2 separate regions of the Homo sapiens genome follow, and region 1 is linked to region 2. Evidence: chromatin contacts called from ENCODE Hi-C data. All regions are on one chromosome and are shown on one strand. The core of a region is the stretch at or near the end of the contact, and the rest is flanking DNA. Distances in the headings are between cores, read along the strand shown. Region 1 holds the start of LINC01094 (long intergenic non-protein coding RNA 1094). Region 2 holds the start of CNOT6L (CCR4-NOT transcription complex subunit 6 like).

Region 1 (6,277 bases), core at 650-3,149, 830 kb after region 2:
TCTTTTCAGAATATGACTTTGATGCAATTTTACTTTTTTCATGAGGTATGGACTGAGGAAGAGGAAGGAAGAGAAAGTAGGTAAAAGGAAATTTTTTTTTGCATTGCCATACTGTTAACCAAGACTAAAGACCAGAAGCAGAGAAATGGAATAATTAAAAAGTGATGACAATGTAATATTTAGGCATGCTGTCACACAGAGTCCAACAAAATGGTTTTAGAAATTATCTTTAATTCTTTTACTTACTGGGGAAAAAAATAATCCAGAAAACTATAAAGAGATAAATATTTCCTATTATCCTGTTGTTTGAAAATAACTACAGTTAGTATTTTAGTATATAGCCTATTCTACTGTTGCAAAATAGGTGCATTTCTAAGAAATCTCAACTTATCAAAAGAATGTAAAGAAACAGGTAACACTGGTTGAAATTGGAGAAGGATGGCTGGGGAATAGGGATGGAACAAAAATTTCTCATTTAGAAATACTAGCATGTGCCTTTTAGATTTTGTCCTTTAAAAGTGTATCTCCTATTAAAATTAAGCCAAATTGCAATTTAAAACTAACTTTTTTAAAAAAAAATGTTTTAATGGGAACAGAAATGTTAAAACTCACAGTAGAACAGAATTTTAAAAATAGTAATTTTAACAATAAATTTGTTTTCATAACCATAAATGTATTTGGTTATTGCTAGCTTTAATTTTAAAAAGGTAGATCAAAACCTACAAAAGGAAACACAAACTTCCTTACACTTTCCGCCACGTATTCAGCACCGTCTAATGCCTCATCACTGTTGCCATGCAGGTCTGCCTGCAGTACAGTCCATTACAGCCAGGGGAAGCAGCAGCTTTTTATCATTTCCCAGTTCCCAGTCAGTTCTGGTTATTACTAACAGTGATTCATTAAATTATGTTCAATAAGCAGCTAATTGTGCTATGTCCAATTTTTGTTAGGGACACTTTAACTGTAGGAGAAATTAATGCCTGTATAATTTTCCAAATGCTTTCCCCAGGCGTGTATACATATACTTTATATAGAAGTTATCTTTTTAAATTTGTTTTTACCAAAAAAAGAATCATAATAAACATACTACTTTAGAAGGTTTTTTTCACCCAACAAAGCATTTTGAAATTCTTCTCATTTTAACTTACCAAATTTCACCTTATCTACAATAAAAGTTTAATCCCTTATGAATGAGATTTATCTTTCAAAAAAGAAATGAATTTGCTTTTCTCCTTTCATACTGCCAGTATTTTCAGTATCTTTATGATGTTACTATACGAACATAAAAAATCAGTGTGATTCCATTACCATTTAAAGCCAGACACTAAGACCAATGGAGGCTGATATTCCTGTAGGCCATAGCAACCCTGGGAAATCTTGCCTTTGCTGAAGCTATACCAAATCCAGAAGTAATTGAAGTCCCCCTAAGGTTTCAGGTCCCCCCAAAGAAGGCAGGAGTTGTGCATTACTCAGCATTCTCAGATCTATTCTAAAGCAGATTATTTTCTTAGATTTTGATTCAATTCCATGCAATTCAAGCATTTTTATTTAATAAGTACAAGGCATTGTGCTCAAGGAGAAGTGTACAAGCTAAACTGGATCATTCTAATTTTCCTGAACACTTACAACCTCGTAGGAAGACATACATACATAAGTAAGTATGATACAAGGAAAATTTGTAAGACAAAGTAAATAAAAGTATTATAAGAAACACAGAAGAGGGATAGATTACTTTAGGCTGAGTGAGGTGGCTTTTGAGTTCCTACTAGAAGGGTGTGTAGGATTGTGACTAGAAGAGAGAGGAAGGTCTGGATGGAGCAACAAGAGTCTGGGCTATTAACACAGGTTTGAGTCAGGCTGACCGGAGCTGTAAAGCCCTTCTCGTTCTCACTGTGTGTTCTTTTCAGTTCTGTCTTCCTGAGGCTGCTGTTTCTGGGCATGGCCAGGGGATCTTCAGACTTTACAAACCAGTTGTGCAGAGCCAGGCATTTCAATAAGGAACAAAATGCTGAGTAACAACATGAAGTCAGAGTGTTGCTTGCCAAGAGCTGGGAGGCCTGGGTGGTTTCCCAATCTTAAAGAAGCAGAAGGATATTAAAGTGAGCCTCCCAAAGGAAAACGTGGATCTACTTACCAACGCAGAAAATGATACACACGGATTCGATTTAGGTAAGTGCACCCCCTGTGATGACTATTGGTCACTTCCAGATCACATGGACTAACTGTAGGTCTCAACTATTTTGACTTTTTTTTTCCAGAACAGACTAATACATAACTAACGGCTTACCTTTGTGAAAAATATTTTATGCACTGTAGAACAGATAATTTTCAGTCCTGGGCCAAAGGGGGAAACTTTGGAGAGAATTAAACAGGAAATGACTCTGCTACAAAGAATTCAGGAGCATGAGTGAAGTGAATAAACAATCCAGGCACGATTGATGAATTCTAGATGTCCTGGGAATAACAGGGCTTGTTGCCAGCTCAGATGGGTGAAATCCTACTCTGATGAAAGGCTCCAGGGCTGCAAGGAGACCACTCCTACATCCATCACATCAGTGTCACAGGTTTACCACCTGCTCAGCGATTATTCAACATCCTAAGGCCTTTTGCCCCATTACACACGTTTGACCACTTAGTCCAGGAATGAGGTACCAAATACTAGGGAGATCTCATAAAGCCTGCAGCTAAAATAAGCAGAGGAATCAGAAGCTGGACAGAGTGACCCAAGGAGGACTGGGGATAACTCAGGAGTTCCTTTTTTTTTTCTTTTTGAGATGGAGTCTCGCTCTGTCGCCCAGGCTGGAGTGCAGTGGCGCGATCTCGGCTCACTGCAGCCTCCGCCTATTGGGTTCAAGCAGTTCTCCCGCCTCAGCCTCTCAAGTAGCTGGGACTACAGGCACCCACCACTACGCCTGGCTAATTTTTGTATTTTTAGTAGAGACGGGGTTTCACCATATTGGCCAGGCTGGTCTCAAACTCCTGACCTCATGATCCGCCCGCCTCGGCCTCCCAAGGAGTTCCTTATTTTAATATTTGCTGAAAATTCTCCACCATAATTTAAACATGTAATGATAAGAAAAATATCTGCTTCTGACTGAATATTTAGAAAACACAGAGCTATATAACATAGAAAAAAACCCAAGTCGACCACTGACAAATAATTATTAGGACTATTTCTTTTCATTCTGTGTTCTCTGCACATATGAAAGTAAAAAATTGGAATCATATTGTATATACAGTTTTATATTAATTTTTTTACATAGTCACTTTAATAACAATACATATGCTATGTTATCACTATAGAATGTAAATTCAGGTTAGACAAGAAAATTTCACAAGTGTAATAAAGCATTCTAATTAGCTGGGCGTGGTGGTGTGCACCTGTAGTCCCAGCTACTCTGGAGGCTGATGTGGTAAGATTGCTTGAGTCTGGGAAGTTAAGGCTTCAGCGAGCTGTGATCATGCCACTGCACTCTAGAGCCTGGGTGACAGAGCAAGACCCCATCTAAAAATATATATATATAAATTAAGCATTTTGCCTTTTATCAAAGTTTGTGTATAGTATCTGGCCAAACCCGCTTGCTCATTAGTCACTTTCATTATAGGTAATTTGTTTAGTTTCTTGTTTATGATTCTTCTGGAGAAAATTTGAAAAGTGTTCTTCACTTACCTTAGCATGAGTGCTTAAAATAGGATGACATTTAAAAATTATTCTAATATAACAGCAGCTAAAATATAATTCTGCACTTATAAAAGAGCTAAACTGGAGTTCATAATTAAGTTATTCTCATGTTTACAATTATGATTCTGAAATAAATACTGTTACTATGAAGCTCTATTGTAAGCTTTCTTGATTCGGTTTAGACACACATACATACACTTAAGAGTTGTGAGAGGCGTTACAAGTTGTTAATGTATTCCATGCACGTTTCAGAAAAGTTCTAATAGAGACAGCCAGTTCACAAGACAGGAAGAAGAAAAGTTAGATTAACCAGGGCAGATAAGACTCCTATATAACATACAAAGCATGTGAAATTCTTCAGCAAACTGGGAATACTTCAGGGATCGCCAGCTATCTTCTTTAGAACTAATTTCTTCTTTCTTTTCTTTTCTTTTCTTTTCCTTTCTTTTCTTTTCTGTTTCTTTTCTTTTTTCTTCTTTCTTTCTCCCTTCCTTCCTTCCTTCCTTCCTTCCTTCCTTCCTTCCTCCCTCCCTCCCTCCCTCTCTCTCTCTCTTTCTTTCTTTCTTTCTTTCTTCCCTTCTTTCATCTTTCTTTTCTGTCTCCCTCTATCACCCAGGCTGGAGTACAGTAACTGCAACCTCCGCCTCCCAGGTTCCGGTGATTCTCATGGCTCAGTCTCCCAAGGAGCTGGGATTACAGGCATGTGTCACCACCCTCAGCTAATTGTGTGTGTGTGTGTGTGTGTGTGTGTGTGTGTGTGTGTGTGTGTGTATGTATTTTTGGTAGAGACAGGGTTTTGCTATGTTGGCCAGGCTGGTCTCAAACTCCTGGCCTCTAGTGATCCACCCGCCTTGGCCTCTCAAAGTGCTGGGATTACAGGAATGAGCCACCACACCCGGTCCTAATTTAATCTTTACAGTCTAAGAAGGTGGTTTTAAAGTTTTAACATCATCAAGTGGAATTAGGTGACATGTTTCCTTTGTGTTAACTTGACTTCCCTGAATGACCTAGTTAGTGAACTAGTCACTAGTAATTTGGTCACCAGGCAAATCAAGCATGCAAGAAAGGAAGCCAGTATTCAAAATACCGTGTTATCGTCTGAACCCACTCAAATAATTTATTTCCAACATAAACATGTAACCTCAATAATGAGATGTCTAACTAAAGTAAGGTCCTCTTACAAGATCAAGACAGCATCCTCCTTCCAAGGCTTAGGCTTTGCCCAGAATTCCTAATACACAGAACAGCCCATACCAACAGTCATTGCTTCTACAACACATGTGGATCAGGAGAAGGGACCTTTTAGCATTTCCTCTGCTCTTCCATTTGTATAATCCTTATGGAACAATTGCTGGAAAGCCTGCCATTCCAGTGAGAACAAATGGTGGCTCTTCAACTTTTCGAACAAGTTTGGATCCTTGATCTTTATCATAGGAAGAAAGGGAAACATCTGTGTCTGTTGACATAGTGATTGAAGAATCTTCCTAGAGTGAGAAAATCTCTCACAATCCAACTGACCTCTATATTAATTTTTTATCTAACATATTATAGTCATTTGCCATGTTATTAAGCATTGTTGTAAACATTGCTTTTAATGCTTATATAATATTTTATCTTACAGGTGTATGACAATTTATTTAAAAGTTCCCCTTCTTGGGATGCTTAGAGTGTTTCCACATTTTTAAATTATAAATAACACTTATGGACATCTGTACATATAAATCTTTTACCACAAATAAAATTGTTTCCCTAGGATTCACGTAAAAAAACATGGAGCAAGGTTTGAAGCTGTTGAACTCTATGGTTCCTTCTTCTTCTTTCCAGGCACGCTACATTCAAATGACTTGGAAGAGCAGGTTCTCTGAGCCAGGATACTAAAGTCCCTGTTTAGGAAAGAGCCACGTTGTATGTTTACCCTACCACAAAGATACAGGTGAGAAAAACTGAAGCCTGGGATGGTGGACCAAAGAGAGACACTGACAGAATGAGCCCTAGACTTCCAGAGTCTGGGAAACTTAGGCCAGATAAAGACTAGTAGTCTGGCAGTTATTACTGGGAATCACTCTTACTCTACAGCTAGGCGTGTGCCATTCCTCCTGTCCCTTAACTAGAAACTCCCTATGGATAACCTGGCTTCTCATTCCACTGGGAAAATTGAAGCATGCAGTAGAGACCTTCCACAAGCTCCCTCCACCACCTCTTACCCACTTGCCTGTCTCTATGCACATAAATATCTGTCTTCTTTTCTTTCAATACCATGTATAGGTTGACAACACTCACATTTTCATATCTCCAGCCCAGATTTCTCCCGTGTGTCTTGACTTGATATCTAATTTCCTACATGACATCTCTCTTTGGATGACTAATAATCATCTCAAATGTGTATGTCCAATACCAGACTGCTGATCTGCCTCCAAACCTGTTTTTCCTGTAGTCTTGTGCACATAAGTTGAAGGCAACGCCATCTTTTTACTTTCTCATGCCAAAAAACTTGGAGTCCTTTTTGATTTATCTCTGTCTCTCACACCCCACATCCCATCCATCAGCAAATATTTGCATCATGTCTCACTGGATACTGCAACCATCTCCTTGCTG
Region 2 (6,504 bases), core at 2,924-5,423:
AAATTCAGAGTTTTGTCCTACTGATCTGAACTGATTTCAAAATACAAAGAGAAATAACTCAAACTGCCAGAACTCATTAAAGCACAATGACAATCAATAACTGGATACTACAGGAGAGACCCACTAAAGGTTACAGAATCCAACTGTAATGTTCTCTGAAAAATTTATATCTTTAAATAGTTACAGAAACTCACTTGTCATTTAAGCCCCTCAGTGATGAGAGCTTCCCCCTCCCACTCCTGTGACTCTTCCCTCCTTTCTCCTCTCCCCACCACTCTCCACTCACACCCAATTTTACTCTTTGAAGATGGAAAGCAATTCCTAACTATCATAATTCACCTTTTGGATGTAATTTCATAAATATATGCTAACATCTAAAATAACACCATGAAATGCCCCTTGTAGCAGAGATGGCCAAGCTTTCCACCTGCCAGGGACATTTCCCACTCCCCTTGCATTCAAATAAGACTCTGTGACAAATCTTGCCAATAAAATTTGGAGGAATGTTTGTCATTTAAGTCTGGAGTTTCTTAAGAAATGGTCTTCAGGCAATAGGGAGGACTCCAAGGCCCTAAGAAATGGTGGAGTCACAAGATCTAAGTTGTATGAGTCCCTAAACAACATAAGAGGAAAGCCACAAGAAACCTGCTAACCAGGAGCACCTGCACTGGAACTGTCATGAAAGCAAGTAAACTGTCATGAAAGCAAGTAAACATCTGCACTGGAACTGTCATGAAAGCAAGTAAACTTCTTTGAAATTTTGGAATGTATTTATTACTCTGATTAGCATTACCCAAAGTAATACATACAGAAATTCCTAAGTATTCCAATTCTCCCAAATTAAAGACATTAATAACAGATATTTTGGAAAGATTGCTTAAAAGCCCATTTAAGTAACATTAACTTTTAAAATCTAAACAAGTTTCCACCTTGATTTTGTTGTAACATAATTCCTTTAGTCTAAATAATAACCTTAGTACTTCCACTTCATATCCAAATATCTTTATAGTTCAATATCATCTGTTTTCATGATTACTACAGGGAAATGTTCTTCCCAATTCTCCCAAATTAAAAAATATATATATAAAGTCTTTTAAAATAATTCATAAAGTCCAATGAAAATTACTTTACCAAATACTAAATAAGAGCAGATTCATTTCTATTTCTTTGTTTCTAAGGTATTAAAAAGTATCATTTATAGTTTTAAGGTAAGAATTATTCCTTTAAATATAACCACATGGCAGAAGATTCTGTTCAATGTAAATACACACTCCCACAACACACACTTTAAGAAAATCACAATTTGCATTCTAATAGTTGCCCCTAGTTATTTATAAAAATTCAAGCCCCTCAATGATGAGAGCTTCCCCCTCCCCATCCTGTGACTCTTACCTTCACAGAAATTTTTATATAAAAATATGCATAAAAGCTATACTGAATGTGTTGAAATTTTAGTTTGAATTTTAGAAAATAATATTTTTTAAAGCTTATCATTATTGATACAAATAAATTACGTAAGCCCTACTGGGAAACCCGGCATTTGTAAATAGGGCCATGACAAACTTAAACCAATCAAACTCCCACATTCTCTGTCCTGTCTTTTCCCAAAACAAAAAGAAAACAATCTTTATGTTAACTTTTCTGTTATCTTTACCTTAAATTCCATACCTCTCCATGACATTATTTTTTCCACACAGCAGTTAAAATTTAATGAACACATTTCCTACTCCAGAGAAAATACTAAAAATGGAAAGTTATTGAAAATTAAGTGGACAGAGGATTTTACCTTATATTCAGAGAAATATTCTAAGAAGTTTTATTTACCAAATCAGTCAACATGAGCTAGCATTTTTCGTAGCATTTAAACTTTGGGGATCTATCTAAATTTTGGTTCCTTGATCCTTTTTAATGTTTAACTGTATTGAAACATACATGTGCTATATAGAGGTTGAAAATTTTTTTCCAGGGCTACAAAACGAAAATCATAAAGAATAATGAAACTGAGAGATGGTCTATTTGAAAATATGAAAAAAAAATTAAGTATGACTATTTTTATAAATAACTAGGCTATTTTAATGACTATTTTTATTATTAGAAAAAAACTTCTTATATACATTAAAGTTTATATATATACCTTTTGTATACTGAAGGGCTCTGAAAGATTCCATTGTCTTTTTTACGTTATAGTTACTTAATATTGCTCTAAATAATTAATCATATTTGTGTTTGCAAAGGTTCTTCAATGCCCATAGTCAGGGCTGCAGGAGGCAGAACTAAAATTTAACTAAGCATCTACTACATGCCAAACATATGTTTTCTCATTCTATTCTCAAAACGACCTTACTATAAAGGTATTAGCTCTCTGTGACTGATAAAACTGTGGCTTATAGATATGTTACCTAAGGTCAAACAGCTAAGGAAAAATCACACAGCTGGGAGGCTAACTGAAGTCTGTAAAACAAGTCCTTTTCCCACTAACTACGTATGTTAAATTGTTTTTCCAGTAGTGGTAATAGAGAACAGCTCTTCGCCCCTCCTTCTCTTCCCTCCACTTCCCCGTGAACAGCATACACTATTTCTTTGTGAGACCAGGTGCAAAGAGCAATCTCTGGCCATGACACAGAGTACGGCCTACAAGGATCGAAACTGTATTATGCTTTTATCCACAGCACGGTTCTAGCTAAATGATCTAACTACATACAAATGTAATGAGGTTGGAGTAGAAAAGCACATTAGCAAATAATTATCCAAATGCCATTTGTATTTGGTTCTGAAATGTACTGTAGACCTATTGGCAGCAGGTTTATCTTTACAACTGGGTTTTGCTTAGGCTATTCTCAAAATAGCTTTCCAGCAGCACATACTGAGTAGACAACAGAGGTTGCTTGATCTAGTTTTTGGAGACTGAGGAAAACATGTTTGTTGAGCCTATCTTGATTGACAAGATAACTAGAGGCAATACGGTAAAATGTAACACTGTGCTTCCAATGTGTACAAACGGCTCAGCTAAACTCCCTGAACACAATCCACCTAAACAGTCTAAGCTCAATAGCCGACCGAGTTAAGCAGGATGACAGCTCCAGTAACTTCCTCTTCCTCACCCAGCTCCTCAGCTCGGCGGCGCGTACACGCCTCTCCCCCTAGGAGGCAGGATAAAACAATTTCAAATGCACAAAATCCATCCAATCCCACAGGCCAGGAAAGCCAGTTTCCCTTTCTTCCTCAGCCCTTCCAAGAAAATGTTTGTCTAATTAAAAAAAAAAAAATCTTACCAACGGCAAAGTATTTGCAACAAAAATCCAAAATATTTACTCAGTCCCTCCACACAGCCTTAGGGGAAGGATGAAAAGAAGGGAACACGACACCGCGTATTCCCAAGACTGACTGTTCTGATTCACTTTCCTCCCTCGGGTCCCACAGCCGGCCGGGCGAAGGCTTGCAGTTGGAACGCCAAAATAAGCCTTCGCCTCTCAGGAGACGCGGAGGCGGCCACGGCGACGGCAATCGGCGAGTCCCGCCTCCGACCCTCACCTGCCCAGGCCCGAGGCAGCGCCGTGGGCTCGCGCGGGCTCGCCGTCCCGGGAGGCGTCCGGGGAGGTGGGCGGGCGCCCAGGCAGTTAGGCCGCGCTGCAGGCCGGCGCGCTTCCTGCCGCGGCCGGGGAACGGCGGCCCCGGGATCAGCGGCGCGGCACCGACCAGCAGCTCTCCCAGCCCCGCTGCCGCGCGTGTGCCGCACTCACTCAGCCCTCCCCGGCCGGCCCCCTAGGAGCAGCTCTCACCTGCGAGGCTCGGGAGCCGCAGCCACAAAGCGGGAGGGACACGCCACTCTGGGGTCCCGGCCCCGGGCCACCCCCGACACACACACACACACACACACACACCCCGGAACCTTCGCCCGCCTCTGAAGAGACGCGGGTCAGCCCCGCCGCCCCCTCCAGTCACCCGACACACACCCACTCGCCGTGGGTCCTCGGGCCGCCTCCCCGCCCGCCAAAGTCCCAACTCGCACACCCACACGCACATTTGTCCCTCTCCCACCTCATTTCCCCGGGGACGCGCTCCTCTTCCCAACACTCTCGGTCCTACTCGGAGGCAAAAGAACACTCTACCTCATTCTCTTCCTCTGGCCCAGAAGCAACAGCAGCCATTTCCCCGCGGCAGGGGAAACACACACACAAACACGCGCGCGCGCGCGCACCAGGCCCCCACAGATGCTTCCCCTCCAGAGCCGCGGCCGCAGACGCAGACGCAAACACAAACACCCACGGCGGGCCTCGCTCCCGCCCGCCCCGAGGGGAAGCCGCGGCGGCACACAGGGCCCGTAACCGGGGCTCGCGGGCGGGCGCGCAGGGAACCCGGGCCCGGGGTCTCGGGGGGCCCGCGCCCCCTCCTCACCTGCATTCAGCGCGCCGGGGTCCGGGCGGCGGCGGCGGCGGCGGCGACGGGGCGGCTGGTGCTGGTGCTGCGGCGGCGGGGGAGGCGGCGGCGGCGGTGGCGGCGGGGCTGAGGGCAGCAAAGACATGCAGGCAGCCCGCCGGAGGGGAGAGGCACCGGCCGGAGGGGATGCGGGGCGGGCGGGCCGGGCCGGGCCGCCTGACGAACGGCAGAGGCGGCGGCGCGGAAGGCGGCTGAAGGGAGCGAGGAGACAGACCGGGGGTCGGGAAGGGGGACGAGGGCCGCGCCGCCGGGCTTCGAGGACAGTGACCCCAGGCGCGCAAGAGAGGCCCCGCGGCCGCGGCCGCCGGCGCGAAGGCCCCAGCCGAAGGAAGCTGCGCCCCCGCAGGGCCGGAGCCGCGGCTACTGCTCCGAGAGCCACGCAGAGCCTGGCCTTGGCCTTGGCCTCCTGGTGCTGGGGCTGCCGCCGCTGCGGGGGTTGCCGCTGCGCCGGGTGCTGCTGGGGCCGAGGTTGAACAGAGACGCCAGCTTTCGGTGCCTTCGCTCCCGCTCACACACGTTCACACCCCCGAGGGCCGGGGGAGAGGCGTCCGGGCGATATCGGTATTGAGATTAATAACAAGGTGCAGAGAGTGCGAGAACGAGGAGGGTTGATTGACGTGGAGGGGCTGGCGGGAGTCAGTCACTCCCCGGCGCGGAGGGTTGGGGTGAGGGGAAGGAGGCGGGGCGGTGACGGGGCGGAGCTCCTACGCAGCGCCTTGGCCCCGCCCCCCGTGCGCCGCGTTTTGTCGCGGTGAGCGCGCGGAGGCCCGGGCTTCTTAATGGTTTTCTGTTTTGCTCTGGCTGTTTTCTCACTCTTTTTTCCTGGCCTGAGCGAGGAGCGGGGCTGAGAAGAGTGGTAGAGTTTCAGAAACCCACATCCACAGAGCCTTGGCGAAGAGACGGGAAACCGCCTCACCCCGGGTTCTTGTGTGGGCGCTGTTTACTGCACCCTCCTCGCCCGAGGCGACCTGACAGCGAAGCAGAGCGTAGGTCTAGGTGGCTGAGACGCCAGGGGAGGTGAAGTGACCGAAGGAAATGTTTCCTGACATATTCGGTGGATTTTTTTTAAAAACATATAGCATCTGTAAGTTGTATCGTCAAAGGTAAATAAAAGAACCTGTGACGCTCAGCGATAACCCGGTCCTATTTTCTAATTCTCCCTTCTCGTTGTAGACTTTAGTTTGTTGTTTGTAGCTTATCCATGCCATCTACAGAATGAAAACATCCAAATGCAAACTAGAAATAGTAGTGTTTACTTGGTGAACCTGGCTGTGATACTTTAAGTTTCTGGGGTTTGTTTTTGTTTTTGTGGGCCAGCTTCAGCTTTTTTGGGCCAGCAGTCCAAAAAGCAAATTACACCGGCTGTGGAGGCAGAGTACTGCTGTTGCAGTTTTGCACAATTTTAATCTCTTTCTCAATGCATGCCCGGGCTCGTGTATTTACCAGTGTTGGTCAAGGGTATATTAGCAATGTTCAGTATTTTTTCCCCCACAGGAGTGTTTAGCACACTAAGCACGTTGCGTTGGTTGCAATTCATCTTAGGCCTTATTACTGAATGTAAAATGCCTTCATCTCTTGGGGGAAAAGGTGCGGTGAAAATGCAAATCATCATTTAGCTAAAACTGAACAGCTGTTACAAGAGTCCATAATTGCAGAACTATTGCACCACTTTCATCTTGGCACCAGGATGGGTGAATGAGTGAGTAAAAAAGCCCCTCAGTTCACAAGACGACAGACTATTTTCTTTTCTACCTATGTTAATTTTCCATTTCCCTCCCTAGCAACACCAGCCCCACACCATCTTCTGTGAAACATGTCAAAATGGCCTTAAGCCTGGAAGAAGTCTCACTCTTTCCCAACTATCTAAGAGTCTAGGCTGACATAAAATGAATAATTATCTTTGGCTTTGTAAGCAGCAAAGCCAAGCAAGTCACTTCAGGAGTCCAAATAGTGGACCTGCCTCAATGGCATCTTGCCACAGTATTTCTCCGTAGCACACAAACACTCTCCCAGGGAGAAATACCACCAATTATAGAAGGAAAGAGGAAAATAAATACCTGAAAAAAT

The links. A loop is a pair of places that touch in the nucleus more often than their neighbours do. Pooled maps may share reads with other maps.
Region 1: a map with no recorded cell type shows a loop between it and region 2 (3-fold over the local background). The contact joins the promoter of LINC01094 here to the promoter of CNOT6L in region 2. A Hi-C loop is called at or near these places in 2 of 37 single-sample maps with no recorded cell type and 10 of 50 pooled maps.

The regions. Positions count from the first base shown.
Region 1 is chr4:78,644,095-78,650,371 of GRCh38, forward strand. LINC01094 (long intergenic non-protein coding RNA 1094) reads left to right here and starts at 1,900. Exons shown (of 3, transcript NR_038308.1): 1 at 1,900-2,169. It also overlaps the pseudogene HIGD1AP13. RefSeq lists an enhancer at 1,537-2,736.
Region 2 is chr4:77,815,195-77,821,698 of GRCh38, forward strand. CNOT6L (CCR4-NOT transcription complex subunit 6 like) reads right to left here and starts at 4,174. Exons shown (of 12, transcript NM_144571.3): 1 at 4,110-4,174. The coding sequence starts at 4,114. RefSeq lists silencers at 3,471-3,870, 3,951-4,020, 4,511-4,610, 4,651-4,810, 5,071-5,220.